Regions from separate parts of the Homo sapiens genome. Here region 2 is linked to region 1. A link is a contact called in ENCODE Hi-C or POLR2A ChIA-PET data. All regions are on one chromosome and are shown on one strand. Each heading gives the region's core, a stretch centred on a gene start or an enhancer-like site at or near the end of the contact. The rest is flanking DNA. Distances are from core to core; before and after follow the strand shown. Region 1 has its middle 120 kb from the start of SCAF11. Region 2 overlaps SLC38A1 (solute carrier family 38 member 1).

Evidence for each region. A loop is a pair of places that touch in the nucleus more often than their neighbours do. ChIA-PET counts read pairs that join two places held with the same protein, here RNA polymerase II (POLR2A). Pooled maps may share reads with other maps.
Region 2: a map of OCI-LY7 shows a loop between it and region 1 (6-fold over the local background). The contact joins two enhancer-like sites. A Hi-C loop is called at or near these places in 1 of 168 maps with a recorded cell type or tissue (OCI-LY7), 10 of 37 single-sample maps with no recorded cell type and 6 of 50 pooled maps. POLR2A ChIA-PET finds 5 or more read pairs at or near these places in 1 of 52 experiments (BJ).

What each region holds. Positions count from the first base shown.
Region 1 is chr12:46,106,494-46,111,840 of GRCh38, forward strand. No RefSeq gene overlaps it. Among named protein-coding and RNA genes, the nearest start is that of SCAF11, 120 kb to the left of the region's middle. RefSeq lists an enhancer at 4,748-4,887. Within about 2 kb of position 2,363, at least 2 of the 41 ENCODE cell types and tissues checked have a DNase peak (open chromatin) inside an H3K27ac peak, as active enhancers do; they include OCI-LY7, where a contact is called at or near this core.
Region 2 is chr12:46,214,492-46,219,974 of GRCh38, forward strand. All of the region lies in intron 5 of SLC38A1 (solute carrier family 38 member 1), which reads right to left. Among named protein-coding and RNA genes, the nearest start is that of SLC38A1, 52 kb to the right of the region's middle. RefSeq lists enhancers at 899-958, 1,520-1,849, 2,020-2,079 and a silencer at 5,434-5,483. Within about 2 kb of position 4,065, at least 15 of the 41 ENCODE cell types and tissues checked have a DNase peak (open chromatin) inside an H3K27ac peak, as active enhancers do; they include OCI-LY7, where a contact is called at or near this core.

The DNA.
Region 1 (5,347 bases), core at 1,113-3,612:
CTGCTGAGAGTTCTGCTGTTAGTCTCACGGGCTTCCCTTGAGATAAAAGCTGGAGAAAGAGAGAAGCCAGTAGTGTGGCTCAGTCCAAGTCTGAAAGCCTCAAAACCAGGGGAGCCAACAGTGTAGCCTTCTCTCTGAGGCTAAAGGCCCGAGAACCAGGGGGAGGGGCTTCTGATGGGTGTCTCAGAGTCCAAAGGCCAAACAACTTGGAGGCTGATGTCCAAGGGCAGGAGAGGAAGCCAAGTGTCCAGCATGGCATGGGAAGAGAGAGAGTGGGAAGGTTCTCTCTCTTTCTTCCAGCTGAGCTGGCAGCCAATTGGATGGTGCCCACCCACGTTGAGGGTGGGTTTTCCTCTCCCAGTCCACTGACTCAAATGTCATTCTCCATTGGTAACACCCTCTCAGACACACCAGGAACAATGCTTCTTCAGCCATCTAGGCATCTCTCAATCCAGTAGAGTAGACACCTAATATTAACCATCACAGTTGACTTAATTTCTAATGTTATCATAATCACTACTCAACCCCTAGAAAAATATAAGAACTCCCTTTAGTCCACTGTGATTTTTATTTATTTTCATTCTATTTCCATATGCCCTAAGTTAGTCATCATTATTAATACTATTTTATATAGTCTATCATTATTTTGATTTGTTAGATGTTTAACAATTTATTTGTTCATAATTGCTTCTTGCCTTCCACTCCATCCTTTTGGATTCAACTTTCCACTTTCTAAAATATATCATTTAGTAATTGTTTTGCAAGGGTCTACAAACAGTAAACTCTTTAGTCATAGTTGTCTGAAAATTTCTTAATTTCTCAGTCAATTGTGGGTACTTTAGATATATAGAGAATTCAAGGTATACAGATTTTTTTTTCCTTTTTTCCTTTGGCACTTTTAAGATACTTTTTTGTTGTCTTCTTGCATTGCATTAGGGTGACCAACTTGTCTCAGTTTATGAAGACTTTCCTGATTTCAGCACTAAAAAGTCCGGAGACCTTGAAATCTTCTCAGTCTCAGGAAAACTAGAATTGTTGACCATCCCACCTTAAATGTTGCTGTTGATAAATCTGATAATTGTCTAATTTTTGTTTCTTGTAAATAATATGTATTTCTTTGTTGTTTTTACTTTTAATATTTTCTCTTTCATTTTAGCATTGCATTAAGTTGGTTGCCAGCATGCCGGGAACTGGGCAGAGGGAGGGGGCTAAAAGTGAGGGCATCTCCCTTTGCAGTATGTAAACTTTCTTTTAATTCTTCTGTTTTCAGCATGTGTCCTCAGTAGCGCCTGGCATCCACAAGTCCAGACTTGTCTGGTTTAACTTGCACTCTTCTGCCTGGTGAATTAGAAGTAGCCACTTGGCTACTTGGGTGTTAGAAGAGTATTTGGGGGATTTAATCTTACTTTTTAAAGATTTCCAACCAATTCTTCTTTGGTCTGCTGCTCTCCCTGTCTTTAGAGGTCCTGGTGCTCTTAATTACTTGACTTCCTGGGGTTCAGTAACTTGAATTACCTTGATTATTTTTCATTTCCTTTATTTTCCACCACTCTCTCTCTCACATCAACACCATAGGTTTGGATTTCTACTTTCTCCAGCTCAATAAATCAACTATCATTTATTGATCCTAGTTCTAGCTTCCAAAATTTTGTTGGCATTTATTGTCTTCTCTTCCATTGTCATGACCTTACATATTTAAGCCTTTAAAAAATTTTTCTTTACTTTCATTTTGGTCGGGTTTCAGAAGTAGAATAAGCGCTTGTGTTAAATCTGTCATGTTTTACCAAAATCTCAAGGACTATATATTTTTTTCTTTCTATAAGTTCCATTTAGATTTTGTAAAATCTCCACTTTTTTCTCTTAGGGTCTTATTTTCTTGGTATTTTCATAGGATATGTTTTGAATACTTTTAAATGTACTGATTTTATCATCTTTTTCTGGTTGCTCTTTCATCTCAAGTCATTGGGGGTGTAGCTGACCTTCTTTTTGTCTGTCTTTTGACATTCACTAATGATGGGTTGTGTGGGGCTTGGCTGCTTTTTGGTAATCCCATGTTATATATGTTATAGGAGTGTCCTTCGATAGTAGCTTTGTGTCCTGCACACATGGGAAGGACCTGCATGGACTAATTTCTAATGTTAATTTTTTGGCATGGGAATTCCTAGACTACGAGGGTTATATGATTCCAGTCCTTAGCTTGTGCGAGGTATAGAACCAGGGTTTTGATTTCTTAGTGACATATATGTTTTTTCACTGAGCGAAAGTCTTTCTGGCCTTCTCCCTGCTTCACTGAGGGGTGTCCCTTTGAGATTCTTGGTTTTACAGAGAGATTTTCAGTTTCAACTTTACCTCACATAGGCCTGAAGGAATTACCATCTACCTCTCCTTAGGAAGTGAAACTCAAGAGGATTATGGAGACTAATAAACATGCCTTGGACTATCACAGCATCTGCTCACATAATTACCACCCTAGTTTTCAGTTCCTGCTTTATTTCTGCACCTGGAGTTTACCCCCTTACTCCCACCAAGCTCAGACACACACTTTCATGGTTTTGCATTTTAAATGTCTGTGGAAGGAGGTCTCTATGTTTTCATGGCCTACTATCTTTCCACAATCCTGTTTCTTTGTTTTCTTCCAAAATACTGGTAGGTGGATGTAAAAAAATGCAAAGGCAGACAAAGAGCATGAGCAGCCACTCTAAATTGTCATAACTGAAACAAAAGAAGATGCCAGTTAGGTCCAAGATGGCAGCTTGGAAACATTGTTAGCATGCCTCTCTCACTTGGAAAGACAAAATAGTATGTAGACATTCATGCTGTGAACTTTTTTCCAGGAAGCAACACAGAAACTTAACAGGAAAACTGAAAGAAACCCCAGAACCTTTGAAAGAAGTGATGGGCTGCAACCTGCACTGTGAACCAGGCAGAAAATTGTTTAAGTCCCTAGAGTGGGAGAAGGGGATAAACTGCCTCTGGGATATATACTCCCACAGGGGAGCCAGGCAATCCAGGCCATGGGGGAAAGGCCTTAACCCTACTCAATGCTGCAGCTGACTTAGTGAGTGGTAGGGAGAAGATGAGGAGCGGCATCAGGACATGCTTTGCGTGCACTCTTAGACTCCAGTAGGGATGGAGGGAAGCCATTCCTGATCCTACTTCTCAGGGGACCTTGTGGAAGTCCGCCAGCTAACTCAGGCAGTGGTTATAGGTTGAGAGAAGCTCCCAACTGAGATTTGTAATATAATCTCAAGCAGGGATAAACTACCGTGGCCAGAACTGAGGGGTGAATGGGAAGTGGGCTGTAGCCAGGGGCACAGGAGGTGGGTGCTCCTGTTTCACGAGCAGACTGGGAACTGCATGGCTTGAAAGCCACGGTTTCTGTCTCCATGGGGAAGGCTTATGGCCTGGGGCAGATTTGAGTTCTGAGCACAGACTGCCCGGAACCTAGCTAGCTGCTGCTAGTGGAACACTGTGGTGTGAGACTTGCCTTGCCAAGTGCATGCCTGTTACTCCCCACTCCCTGGGTGGACATTTCTGTGCAGCAGAGGCAGCTGTGCTCCTCCCTGGAACATTACTCCAGTGGCTAGGGAACTGCCCTCCTATCCCCACTGGGACTGCTGCTTGCCCCACATGACTGGAGCCAGTGTGGACTTGCCTGACCTAGCTCCTATCTGACTTTGCCCCTCCACCGCTCCTGGTAGCATAACACAAGCGACAGAAGTTTTGGGAGCTTTATGCCCTGCCCATTGCCTGAGACACCAGAATGCTTCCCCTGGGTGATATAAGGCAAGCACATATTCCACTCCTGCCACCAGAGCTGGTGCTCTTTGGCAAGTGCCACCTCTTGGCTGGAGGCCAACTGACACAGTCCATTACAGCATCTGCAGGCACAACAACATTGCACCTAAGAAGGAGGAAACTTGTGTACGATCATAGCTTATCACTATTGCCTGCATGAACCTTGCTAGCCAGGAGGTCCTGAGTCTGTCCATGTGACCAATTCATTACTACTACAACCATTATTTGAGGAAGCCAATGAACTAAGGCTATTTATAACCAAAGAATTTCAGAGTCTGCATCACTCCCCTGCCACCCCCATCAGAGCTGGTGCTAGTACCTGCTTCTGGGAGACTAGAGGACAGGTCACATCTCTGGATCCCTTGCAGAAATTCCCCAGTACCAGCCTGGAGTGTGGCAGTACCATTGGGTGGCTAGACCCAGAGGAACAGCAGGATTCACAGTAGTCTGGTCCTCAAGGACTCCTACTTCTAGGGGAAGGGGGAATGTAGTACATCAAGGGAGCACCCTGTGGGACATTATAATCCAGAGGGCAGGACTTGCTTTTCTGAACTTTCTGCTTGTGGGAAGATTTTTTCAACAGAGGCAAAGGTGCAGTGCTGGGCTCAGTGGGGAAAGTCTGTGGCTCTTCCCCAACAGTCAGGCAGCCTGGTGTTCATGAAAGGTCTTGGAAAAGGGTCTTCTTATTTCCCTCACCCACCACTGCAGAAACAGCTCACTGGGGCTTCTCCCATGGGATCTCAGCATGGGTGCACCTGTAGACAGCCTCTTTGAAACACTGCAGAGTGATTGCATCCCCATAGGAGGAGTGTCCTCCAAGTTCAGGCTTGTATAAAGGTTAGAGTCATAATCCTTCTCTACAAAGAACATCAGCATTCCTACAGATAAAAAGAGGCACTTGTCTGATCTGAATAGCCAAACATTGGGTCAAGGGTGTGACTGGGAGGCAGATTACTGGCTTGGTAGGGGAGCTGAGGTGGTTCTCTCCTTTCTGCCTGAAAATACCTCAGTCTGTTTCACTAAGAGCTCCCTGAGCTGCCTCTGTCAAGTCTGGAACCTCTGTCCACCACTGAATATGGCATTTACCCATCTGCTTTAACCACAGCTGATTTTTACCCATAAACACCTCCCCTAGTGGGCTGAAGCCTGAACTGTTCAACTCAGTAAATAAAATCCTGGCGGGTAGAGGGGGAGAATAAATAAATAAATGCACACCACTGGGGAATAAGATAAACTTCAAGAGAACTCTGCCCTTTCAACCACACAGGAAACAATGAACCTGCTCATACACTGAGCACATTGTCACTACAACCAGCAGCTGAAAAGGCCATAATATAAAGACTCTCTATAAACAAGGAACTCATACAGAGTCTTCATCCCTGAAAGCACCCAGAGCCAAATTAGGTTACTATAAACCACAATCATTAAAAATATACCCTCAAAGGGAGAAAAAAGAAATAAAAAAAAACACAGCCAAATTAAAAATAAACTTAAAAATAATTAGAAGAAATAGTCTACCAATATAAAAAGGAACCAGAAAAATAATTCT
Region 2 (5,483 bases), core at 2,815-5,314, 110 kb after region 1:
TTAAAAGTACCATATGCTAATAAAGTGGAAAGCTGTGACAACAAATAAAACCAAAACATTTAATGTGATTGAAATGTTCTATACCATGATTGTGGTGGTGATTTCACAACTGTATTTGGGTAAATTTAACAAACCTCACCCTTTAAATTGGAGAATTTTATTGTATATAAAGTATACCCCAAAACAAACAAACAAAAAAACAACCAACAAACAAAAACCAACCTCAGGACACTTTAAGGGAGATAAGACTATATTTTAAAAGCCTAGCTACACAGCAACAAATCATATGACATCCTCCCAACACAGCATCAGAACCTTTGGTAGGGGTGGAGGTAAAGCAGCCGTCACTGCATCAGATCCAGAAATAGCTCAGATGGGGGTGTTTGGGGCTGCCTTGCAGCTGAGTGCTTTCAACTTCTCCAGGACCCATTCCTCCCAAAAAAAGAGAGAACCGTTGCCAGCCCTCCCTAGCATGACTCTCCCTTGCAAAGTTGAAAGCAGCTATTCTCAAACTTTAACGTGTGTGCAAATTAGGATCTTGTTAAAATGGATGGGTCGGGACCTGAGATTCAGCATTTCTAACAAGTTGCCAGATGCTGCTGCTGCTACTGGTCCACTGACCTCCCTGGAAGCAGCAAAACTGAAAGCCCTAAGCTCTGGCCTTGTGGTGTATACATTCCAGTTCTTTCTGTTTCTCACCACACTGTGCTGTGCATCACCCGCCACACTGTCTGTGGTGAGGTGCTGTGCCAACACTGCAGCTCAGTTACCTGTAAACACAGACCCCACGGCTACCCAAGTAAGGTGACAGTGACGAAAAGCACTTACAACTGAATCATTCTCATTGCTGTGGGATGCTGACTAGCTTCCAGTGTGAAAAGTAAGATCTCATCTGCTTCCTTTGGTTGACTTCCTCAAGCATTACTTTTTTTTTTCTTGAGACAGAGTCTTGCTCTGTCACCCAGGCTGGAGTGCAGTGGCACAATCTTGGCTCACTGCAACCTCTGCCTCCCAGGTTCAAGTGATTCTCCTGCCTCTCCTGAGTAGCTGGGATTACAGGTGCATGCCACCACACCCAGCTAATTTTTGTATTTTTTAGTAGAGACGGGTTTCACCATATTGGCCAGGCTGATCTCAAACTCCTGACCTCAGGTGATCTGCCCACCTCAAGCATTATTTACTTCAGCAGGACATATATTTAAATTCTATTTTCAACCTCCCCTCCCCCATGTTTCACTCCTTCCAAAAGGGATCTGAGGCTTACTAAACTATGTAATTCTTCCTCTTCTAGATCCAGTTAGAAGTATAAAACTTTTACTATCCTCAATTAAACAAGCAGGCTAGTACATATAAAAACTCCTTGAGCTGGGGTAAAAGTGGTCTTTATTACTAGTCCTCCTTTGATCTATCACTGTCTCCTAATAACCCACAGCCCTCACTCCAAAACTTACAGACATACTGCTTGTTGAGGCAGAGTATTTACAAGAAAAATTTAAAATCCAGGACAAGGAACTTAGACAAACCATAGGAAATGCATCGGTTCTGGGCTAGCCTATCTTTCTCCACTCCTTTCTGCTATTGCTGGCCTCTCCCTCACCCTCTTCTACCTCTTACTTCTAGTCTACCTTTCTCAAGGGTCTCAACCCTCCTGCATCTTCACCTTGCACTTTCCCATTCATCTTTCATCTCCACCAACTCTCCCTGCTTCTCCATCCCCACCCCCAATTATTCTAGGGGAAATACCTGTATAAAGATTTGAAAACATTGTTGAAGAGACTAGAACACTAGCTGAAAATGATGGAGGGGCTGGACTGTGGGGAGGACCCAACTGAGAATGCAGACCAAGAACTTAGTGTCGCCGTGTCTGTGTGGTTGGAAAGCACAGCTTCAGGGGTTTTCCAGGCAAGTGTGACAGCCAGCCAGTGGAAACAGGAAGTAGGGCATGAGTAGAAGGTTTAAGTGAGGGACCAGAGGCTCTCAGTGAGGCTCGAGGACAGGAATAGTGGTTTCTGGCCTAGGGAAGCAATGCCAATGGAAGACTTAAGTGGTGAGGAAAGAGACACAGAAGAAGAATCCTGGCCAGGCGCGGTGGCTCACACCTGTAATCCCAGCACTTTGGGAGGCAGAGGTGGGCAGATTGCCTGAGCTCAGGAGTTCGCGACCAGCCTGGATAACATGGTGAAACCCCGTATCTACGTTATCTACTAAAATACAAAAAATGACCTGGGCATAGCGGCGTATGCCTGTGGTCCCAGCTACTCGGGAGGCTGAGGCAGGAGAATTGCTTGAACCCGGGAGGCGGAGGTTGCAGTGAGCTGAGATCATGTCACTGCACTGCAGCCTGGGTGACAGAGTGAGATGCCGTTTCAAAAAAAAAAAATCCTTTGTTTAATGAGAGCTCAGATGGAAAGAGGCAGGCCCAAAAGCAAAGAGACAGGGACAAGGTGTTCTGAGTCCCTAAATTCATATGAAAATGTTAAATATTTTGAAAAATTCAAAATGATCTTTTATATGAAAATGGGTTTTGTCAAGCTCTTTAATTTACCTTAAGGGATTCAATATAATTAATAAAACACTTTACTGATCATTAATAGTACCAAATGTTGGGGTATTCATTATATATCAGGCCCTTTCTAAGCACTTTTTAAAATACTTCACTTATGAGTAGTACTATTACTATCCTTATTTTACAGATAAGGTAAATAAGGTAACAAGGAGGTTAAGTATTTTGTCTAAGGTCACACAGCTAGTGTCAGAGCACTCAAACCCTGGTAGTATGACTCCAAAGTCCCTACCCATCACGTTGCATTGTCTATCAAAGTCAAACATCCAGAGTGGAATAACACTGTAAAAAATAAGACCAAACAAAAATCTTAGAATGAAATACATTGAAATGTTAATGGAGCTTGTCTAAGGTGAGCCTGAACACTCCGAACAGAGAGACTTTGCGTGTTTTCTTTATACTTTATTTCATTTATTTTATGCATTTTCAAAATGGTTTAATGGTTATCTTAGTTTTACAATAAAAATATAAAGAACTTTTCAAGTGACAGTATTATTATTTTAACCCCTTTTTAGGGGAGAGTTGCATTTGTTTAAGTCTTAAGCTCATTAATAGAATCCCTGTTTGATTAAGGAGCTCACAAAATACTTACAGAAAGGAGTAGAAACATAATTATTCAGTCCTAAAGTGGACTTCTTAGTCACTAAATTCTGATCAAATTTCAAAATTCTGAGGGTCAGAAGACCAGCACACGGTGACCTTGTAGCATGTGATCATGTATAATGCTTACAAATTAGATTAGGGAATTAAACGGGTGGTTTTAAAAGGCCAGGCAGGAAACAGGTGGAGAGCAATTATTTGTACCGTTCTTTCCATTTCTTTCCTTGTAGGTAAATCTAAGCTCTGTGGTGCAAAGCTTTTCTTAAACTAGCCTCACTGTCAGTTAGGTATTTTGTTTTGTCTAGAAAAATAAATATGCATTGCTGATGGCCAATTCAAATAGTATCTAATATAATCCTCAAAAGAAAGAGGAATCTAAAAGAAGTATCCCAGTAAAAATAGAATTTTAGTTTAGTTGGTTCTTTGTAAAAAAGTTAAAGGGAGGTCTGAGCTTAAATGAGGATGTTGTACCAGTGAGAAAGAGCGCCATGTACCACTACCACTTCCTGTTTTTAACCTATAGTGGGTAGAGGGCTGTGGGTTTTGTGGGCACTCCATTTATAACTCTTGACACTCTTGATGTGTCCTCGTTCCTCTTTTCCCACTCCACAAGGACAAGTCGTTTCCCTTCTCCTCAAACCTAGATCCCTACTCTTTATCATATTCTAAAGATGTTAACTCTTGAGTGACAGAAAAATCCCATGTGACTGTTGAAGTAAAGGAATATGCTGTTCTCGGTGGGTATTTGGGACTTTTGTTCCGGTAGAAAGGTGGATTGGGGGCTTCATTCATATTTTCCCATTCTGTTTTTGTGGTAACAAGACACATTTAAGGAGAAATAGGCGGTTTAAGAGGAGCACCCAATGGACTTGTTGCTCTCCTCCCCACAGATGTCAGTCATCTTGGGCAAGTTGCTTAGCCTCCGTTAATTTTAGTTTTGTAGTCGCCCAATGGGTTCACCTTGCCTGCTGCCTAGACAGAACCACTTTATTGAGACAGGGGAATTGCAATGGAGAAAGAGTAAGTCATGCAGAGTCAGCTGTGTGGGAGACCGGAGTTTTATTATTACTCAAATCAGTCTCCCAGAGCATTCGGGGATCAGAGTTCTTAAAGATAATTTGGCAGCTAGGGGCTTGGGAAGTGGGGAGTGATGATTGGTTAAGTTGGATATGAAATCATAGGGGGGTGAAGTAAGATTTTCTTGCTGTCTTCTGTTCCTGGGTGCAATGGCAGAACTGGTTGGGCGAGATTACCAGTCTGGGTGGTGTCAGCTGATACATGGAGTACAGCTCTGCAAAATATCTCAAGCACTGATCTTAGGTTTTACAATAATGATGTTACCCCGAGGAGCAATTTGGGGAGGTTCAGACTCTTGGAGCCAGAGGCTGCATGACCCCTAAACTGTAATTTCTAATCGTGTAGTTAATTTGTTAGTCCTGCAAAGGCAGACTGGACCCCAGGCAAGAAGGGGGTCTTTTTGGAAAAGGGCTGTTACCAATTTTGTTTCAGTCAAACCATGAACTGAATTCCTTCCCAAAGTTAGTTCGGCCTATGCCCAGGAATGAACAAGGACAGCTTAAGGGTTAGAAGCAAGATAGAGTTGGTTAGGTCTGATTTCTTTCACTGTCATAATTTCCTTGGTTATAATTTTGCAAAGGCAGTTTCAGTTTCTTTATCTATAAAATGGGGGTAATTAACAGGGTTGTTATAAAGATCTCATGGAACAATGTACACTTTACAACTATCTTTTCTTTTTTAAAGTCCTTTATAAAATTAAAAGTCAATCTTACCTAGCCAGCCACACAAAAGGAGGCTGCGGGTGGCTTTGGTCTGCAGGCTGTCCCTTGCTGACCCCTGATATAGATGCAGATCTTTGAAATCATGTGCCTGACATAAGGTAAAGTCTGTGGCCAGAGAACAAAGCAAAACTAACTGGCCCACAAAGGAGTAGTTTTCTAATTAAACCAACTACCACTCTGTGAGTAATAAAAGTTCAAGCTAACCTTGAAAATCCAACTCTCTGCACCACACTTAACCTGCTCTACTGTGATAACTCCAACCTGGCCTACTGTAAACCAGATGAGTGAGCAGAGAAGGCATTCTACCAATCATGGAGGTAAATAATGCTGTAAAACCATAGCCAGTATAGTTAAGTTGTCTGTTGCAGGCTAAGAAAAATACACTGTACCAAAACAGAGATCACACTGCTGTCCTTGGATAGGACCAAGGCACCTGAGGCAACTCAGCATAAATAGGACTGAGTGAACTCAGGGTATACACTCTAGCGCATGTGCGCGCACACACACACGCACACACACCC